Regions from separate parts of the Homo sapiens genome. Here region 2 is linked to region 1. The links are chromatin contacts, found by Hi-C in ENCODE. All regions are on one chromosome and are shown on one strand. Each heading gives the region's core, a stretch centred on a gene start or an enhancer-like site at or near the end of the contact. The rest is flanking DNA. Distances are from core to core; before and after follow the strand shown. Region 1 overlaps LINC02669 (long intergenic non-protein coding RNA 2669). Region 2 overlaps LINC02660 (long intergenic non-protein coding RNA 2660).

What was found. A loop is a pair of places that touch in the nucleus more often than their neighbours do. Pooled maps may share reads with other maps.
Region 2: a loop to region 1 is called in a map with no recorded cell type, with 5 times the contacts of the local background. The contact joins two enhancer-like sites. A Hi-C loop is called at or near these places in 1 of 168 maps with a recorded cell type or tissue (endothelial cell of umbilical vein), 3 of 37 single-sample maps with no recorded cell type and 8 of 50 pooled maps.

Annotation. Positions count from the first base shown.
Region 1 is chr10:3,475,784-3,479,273 of GRCh38, forward strand. The region is part of intron 3 of LINC02669 (long intergenic non-protein coding RNA 2669); the gene reads right to left. The region is part of intron 1 of LOC105376360 (a long non-coding RNA gene); the gene reads left to right. All of the region lies in intron 1 of LOC124902538 (a long non-coding RNA gene), which reads left to right. Among named protein-coding and RNA genes, the nearest start is that of LINC02669, 25 kb to the right of the region's middle. Within about 2 kb of position 2,073, at least 4 of the 41 ENCODE cell types and tissues checked have a DNase peak (open chromatin) inside an H3K27ac peak, as active enhancers do.
Region 2 is chr10:3,933,840-3,937,066 of GRCh38, forward strand. LINC02660 (long intergenic non-protein coding RNA 2660) reads left to right here. Exons shown (of 3, transcript NR_183984.1): 3 at 1,840-1,973. Among named protein-coding and RNA genes, the nearest start is that of LINC02660, 23 kb to the left of the region's middle. RefSeq lists enhancers at 1,335-1,524, 1,565-1,614, 1,635-1,684. Within about 2 kb of position 1,397, at least 27 of the 41 ENCODE cell types and tissues checked have a DNase peak (open chromatin) inside an H3K27ac peak, as active enhancers do.

The DNA.
Region 1 (3,490 bases), core at 823-3,322:
TCTATTCTATTTACACTTCCAAAGTCACTAACTCTGATGAATTGCCAATATCTAAAAACACATCATTCTGTATTCCATTTCTATGTTATATGTAAATTTCAATCTTATGTGCTTAAGTTATTCCTTTTATTTCCAGTATTTTATTCGTGTGTTTGGGGTATGATGGTGGGAGGGTCCTTTTTACACTTTTTATCTTTTGCTACTAGCTGTATGACATTCAGCAAGTTACATAGTCTTTCTTTTTCTCGATTTCTTCTTCCATAAAATGAGAATGAGTATCTGCCACACAAGGCTATTAGAAGGCTCGGTGAATTGGCACCTGTTAAGAACTGAGAGCGACACCTTGCAAAAGTGACTATTGTATGTGTTGACCTTTATTATTGCTGTTTTTGTTGTTGTTGCTGCTGCTGTTGTCTTTCCTGTTCTATTACAAGTCAGATTCCTTTGTGTCTCACCCGTGGTGTCTGCGGTGAGGACCAAAAGACTCTCCCACATGGTTGCCATATTTCTCAGCATTCATTCCCCTTCCACGCTTGGAATCGTTTAGCTTTCCATTCCTGCAGCAGCTGTACTGGAAGCTGCGTGTTGTCTGCTTTGATGAACATAGCCTGGGATGCTGTGGGCGCGAAGGCAGAAGGAAGCAGCTCCCGCCAGCAGGAGGGCCCTGCTCCACTCTTAAGCCTCCGAACCACAGCACTTTTAAGGAATCCACTCAGCTGTGTAAATTGAAGGATTCCAGAAAGCATCCTCCAGGGTGACGCTGACCTAAAATTCTACCACTTATCTTAGGCTAAGCATTACATTTTGTATTCAACCCTCTTTTCAAACGCCAAAACCTTTACTTTTTTCACCTTGGCATAAAATAATTTAACAGGTACCTCGCAGATGGGGGAGTAGTTGGGATGAGATACCCAGGATTTCAAGAGAGTAATTACCCAACTCTTCAATGAATACTTATTACACATCCGGTAAGCGTTCAGCTTGTACAGGGATCTGAAGATACGAGGAAATGAGCAACGCGGTTCTTTCCCTCAAAAGTTAATGGGTAAAGAGATACATGGGAGAAATGACAAAGTGTACTTGGGCTGAATTGGGCACTTCACTTCTCTGTGCTGTGGTTTCTGTACTCTGAGGACTTAGTGTAGAGAAATGCATAAAGACATTGATTCATTCCAGGTACTGGCACGTTACAAATCCTCGGGAAGTGTAAGCTGTTGTTCTTATCAACCATAGTAGTAGCAAGATCTTAAAAGATCAGTGAGCCGGGAAGCTCTCACAGCAAAAAGGGTGGGTGAGTGGGCATTGAGGAATGAGTAGGAGTTTGCCAGGCAAACAGGAGATGGGAGAGAAGAAGAGGATTCAGGCATAGAAAACAGCAATAGCAGAAGCAGAGACATGGGTAGAATAGGGCAGATGGGAGCCGCAGAGAGAGTGAGCCCAGTTTCACAGTAGGATTTACCCCACATGGACCCTCTGGTGACCACAGGGCCCCAGGACAGGCACTGCAGGACGGCTGGTGAGCAGCTCCATTTGTGGGGTTTTGGAAGCATCGCACATAAACCTACAGAGCCTTCTTTTCTTTCTCCTTTTCTTTTTTCCCCACCAGGGGCACATTTCTCTGTTTATATTTTCTCTCATTCTAAAACCATGTTGACAGATATGATTATTTACGAGTTCGTTAATAAACATTTACGGCAATTGATATGGAAAACAAAGTATGTGATCCATGATGAATCAGAAAAAACATCCTCACAATATATGTAACAGAGTGATATATAAATATAATGGACATCTTTACTTTTATAAATGAATGTGAAAATATTACAAAGTAACAATTATACATATATATTTCACAGGAAGAGAGTGCAAATGCCCAATACCTACAGGAAAATAAGGTAACTCATTGTAATTTATTTTCTCTCCTCTTCTGATGTTTCTCCTCACCTCTTTTTTTCTTGTGAGAGCTAGAGGATAATTCAGAATAAAGTCCCTGCTCTTCTGTGCTATGCTAGACTACAAGTATTTCAAAGGTTGAGGCTATGATTTCTCACAGTAACACCCACTGCATCTAGGGCAATGTCTCAAGTGGCGTAAACACTGAAACCTTTCACTTGTGTAACACATTTTTGTTGCTCACTTATATGAGTCAGCTGCTGTTCTAGTTCTTTGAGATACGTTGTTAAACAAAGGAGTCAAAAATGCCTGTCTTCCCATAGCATAGATTTCATCAGGTAGAATGAGGAAATGGTGGAAATGGACACAGAAGATATACGAGTAAGCCACACAGAATAGAGCAGGAGAGAAATTCTATTTATGTCCAACAGCAACTATTTTGTAAAATAATATTTCAAAGGCTTGGTGTAGCAGGGAGGTAAGAAGTTTAATCAGAAATGCTGTGACCGGATCTGAAGGTTAAAGCCAACATGTATTGATGATGTGAATTTGCTCACCTTAAAAGACATTTCTTAAAATAAAATGATTCTAAAATTCTAAATTTGGAGGAGGCTGGGAGGGTTCAATGAGCATCATAATTTATACTTCTGGGAAAGAGGATGTAGAAGTGAGAGAAGATACAGACCCAGAGAGGAGGGTTTCACTCCCAGTCTCAGAGGCAGCCTTGCAGCCTCATGTTTCTCATGCATTTGGAGGCATGGCCTTTATAAATCCCACTCATCCAGGGTGACTTCCGCCCCCATGAAAGTGGGAAAACATGGACAAACTACTGTTCTATCAGAAGCCCTCACAAAACACCCAACACTTTTTTTTTTACTCAAAGACATGTTAAATGTTTAATTAATTAATTCACTAATGAAGCCCGTAAGCTGTGCCAGGCATTGCTGGAACTGATGGGGGTTCATCCTTGAGTAACATGACAGCAACCAGTCTCCCTGGAGCTGATATTCCAAAAGGAACTTTTCCTAAGTCAAGGTTACATCTGAGCAAACTCAACATCTGATGATTCCTTTCCCAATGGCCCAACCTTCTGCCAGCTGATTATACTGAGAATCAACAGGTTTTGGGTTTTTCCCACTCCATCCCCTGCCTCTCACCCATTCTCCATGACTGATGTCCTGATCTTGTCCTGGGAGGCTGACCCTAAAGGATGGTACTAACCAGCTCCCTGGCTGGCTGCCTTCCTGTGGGGTTGGCCAATGAAAGTCACTGGCTGGAGACAGGAGGACGGAGAAGAGGGAGGATGTGGTATTTTCTCTTTGCTCTTGGAGCATTAGCGCACGGGCAGCCCCTGTGTCCATCCAGGGTGTTAGTGGCCACCGCTGGTCGGCTGCTTCTCCGTAGCTCCATGTCCCACTGAGTGCTGGCAGCTCCATTTCCTTCCTTGCTCTCTCCAGCCTTCCTGCTATTGCTGGGCTCAAGCGGCCCCAGCACCCCTTCAGAGACCCTTAGCTCTGCCCCAAAATCTGTAAATAGTCTTTCCATCAGTGTCTCTCCTCTGAAAGGTAAGAGTGCAATTCTGCTGCCTGCTAGGCCT
Region 2 (3,227 bases), core at 147-2,646, 460 kb after region 1:
AAGTCCCCAATTGAGGGCACCTGCTCCCTGTAGATAATGGCATTTCAGATCTACAATGTGGCATTTCCAGACAACTCACTCATTTACGCTGATTGGTGCAAATTTTATTTTAGCCTCCAAACATTTTTCTTCCCCAGTCTGTTAAAAGAAAACAAAACCAAAACACCTCTCTCTCTCTCTCTCTCTCTATTTATAGATAGAAACGCTTACCCATATCATAGCATCAGTATTTTGCTGAAGCCCTGGAGTGTCAGGCACCGTGTTAGGAACTGAATACAAAAATAAGATGTAAACCAGTCCCTCAAGGAATCTATGGGACTGGTAAGATTAGCTAACCGTGCACCTGGAGGGAATATACTTAGAAATAACTGCAAATTCTGCAGAAATGCTGAGGGGTTCCCAAACTCGTTTCTGTGAGGCCTGTTAATTGCTGAGTTGTTTTGTCTCTGGTCTGTGGAACCCCGATAGTGTGCCCTAGGTCTTTAATTTCTTCATCTCTAAAGAATAGTGTCAATGGAGTCATTGCATGTGTTTATTCATACTTCTCAATGTGGAAGAGAACTCTCTAGGGTGTAAAACCCTATCCAGGAAGCACATGACAAGTTGGAATCCTCAATGACATGGCATTGCTATAGTTGCTATCGGAACAATCTTTTCTTTTTTTTCTTTTTTTGAAACAGGGTCTTGCTCTGTCATCCAGGCTGGCGCGATCTCGGCTCACTTTGACCTCTGCCTCCTGGGTTCAAGCGATTCTCCTGTCACAGCCTCCTGAGCAGCTGGGATTACAGGCAGGCACCACCATGCTGAGCTAATTTTTGTATTTTTAGTAGAGACCAGGTTTCGCCATGTTGCCCAGGCTACTCTCGAACTCCTGGCCTCATGTGATCCGCCCACCTCAGCCTCCCAAAGTGCTGGGATTACAGGCGTGAGCCACTGCAACCAGCTGGAACAATCTTGATATTAGGGTGAACAAGTGATTTCATAGCTTTCTCTGAAGGAGGAAACACTGGGAGCATCCACCCGAGAATCAACACTGTGGATCATTCTGGGGAGTTAATAGTTTTGAGATGTGTCCCAAGATAATTGTTAGCTTGAATTACCACGTGGATGGAACCATGCTGATCCTAAGAGCCAGGTAATGGCCAAAGGTGCCATTCAGGTGAAATCCCCAGGTGGAAAATTCTTCCACTTCCAATGATAGAATTCTATTACTCTGCCTATAGTTTGGTGAAACAAGACTTTACAAATAGAGGACAAGATCCATTTTGCCAAGAACAACCATATGGATTTAACTGCTGCTAACAACCGTTAGGAAGGAACATCAATAAAAAGCAAGCCTGTGAGACAACTCCTTCCCCAAGGGGCGCTTGTTACAGAGCGCGGGCCCCAGCAGGCCTGGTCCATCCTCCACATTCTTTCCTCTCTGACTTATTTTTACTTTCTGTTTGAATTGGCTTGGTTTTATTTTGCCCTAAACTGTGTCTGTAGTCATCCCCCGACAGAGTTTTGAGAGTGAAAGTCCGATCTGCCCACGCTTCACAGAACTCAATGCGGAGCCTTCTCAGGAGTCACTTGACGTCAAGGCTGACTTTTAAATTTGCCAAAAAGGCATTCTTTGGGGAGCGGTCGGCACCATCACTTTCCCTCTTTAGAGAGCTGCTACTGGCTGCTGGAATTCAAAACCCACAAATTGCATTTCTAAACTTAATTCGATACATAGATGAGCGGAAAGATCAGACATTGATGCTATTGTTTTCAACCAAGATGTTTTACTATATCATTTATATTTTGTTTTTTTCTTCCCCCAGTTTTTAAACTTTTTGTTTGTTTGTTTTACAGGCCAAGCCTACTGCTGTTAGAAAACATATTTAGAAATCACTTGGTTCTTCCTTGCCTGAACATCATCTATTTAGTTAGCTTGTGTTGTTTAGATGTGCTTCAGATCTCAAAAAAATAAATTATGTTATTTGAAAGCTTGCTCTCTGCTTGTTTACACTATTAATTTAGAGTCCAGAGGAATCTCTAAATTTGCCTCTAGAAACCACATAATCACCTAATAATACCTTTCCTGACTCCACTTTCTGACACAAAGTGACTTTTGAAACGCTTCCATCTTCCCTTTCTATTTAATGTACTGCACTCCACTCTTTTTTCCTTTCGTTTTTTCTACAGTCCGTCATGGAGTATTTGTTTACCAAATGTTACTTTTCTTGGATCCAATCTATTTTTGAAGAGCGCAAAAGCAAACAACTGTTTGAAGCTGTCAAGCTTCATTTTATTTATGCATGAATAACACAAATAACTTGAAAATGACCTAGTCTGTTTTTCTCAGATTTAGATAGAAAAACTGCTTCCGGCCAATGTTTATGCCAATTTGTTCATGCCAAGTTTCCAGTTTCGGTGCCAACCGGTTTTTACAGCCAAGTTGTAAACCTTCGGTAAACATGGCTTATAATGAAAAGTGCAACACAGCCTGAACCCTGGCACCAGGGGACGGATGTAAATTTATTCTAAGAACAAAATTCTAACAGGAACAGGAGGGGAGCTAGGCTGGCTACAAAGTGTTCCCACCGTAATATGGAAAATGTACAGATGATGATATATTTGATTACTAAGATCCCATTAGGCCAATTTAGGCACTTTATGTATTTCCTTTGCTCTGGACGCTGAGTGGTTTCATGCTCAATTTGAAGCAACTGGCTCATTGTCTCAGGGTGGTTCTAGAACTTTGCCTTCAGGTGGGGCTGGGGAGGGAGCCCTGGCATTTCAAGACAGGAGGGGGTGATATGGTTGGGCTCTGTGTCCCCACCCAAATCTCATGTTGAAAGGTAATCCCCAATGCTGGAGGTGGGCCTGGTGGGAGGTGACAGGGCCATGGAGGTGGCTCCTTATGGTCTCACACCATCCTCCTGGGTGCTGTCATCCCTATCGTGAGTTCTTGTGGGGTTGGCTTCTCATGGTCTGACACCATCCTCCTGGGTGCTGTCGTCCCTATGTGAGTTCTTGTGGGGGTGGCTTCTCATGGTTTAACACCATCCTCCTGGGTGCTGTCATCCCCGTCGTGAGTTCTTGTGAGATCTGGTTGTTTAAAAATGTGTGGCACCTCCCGCGTTGCTCTCTCTTCCTCCTGCTCCAACCATGTAAGATGTGCCAGCCTCTCCTTTGCCTTCTGCCATGATTGTAAGTTTCCTGAGGCCTCCCCAGAAGCAGAAGCCACTGTGCTTCTT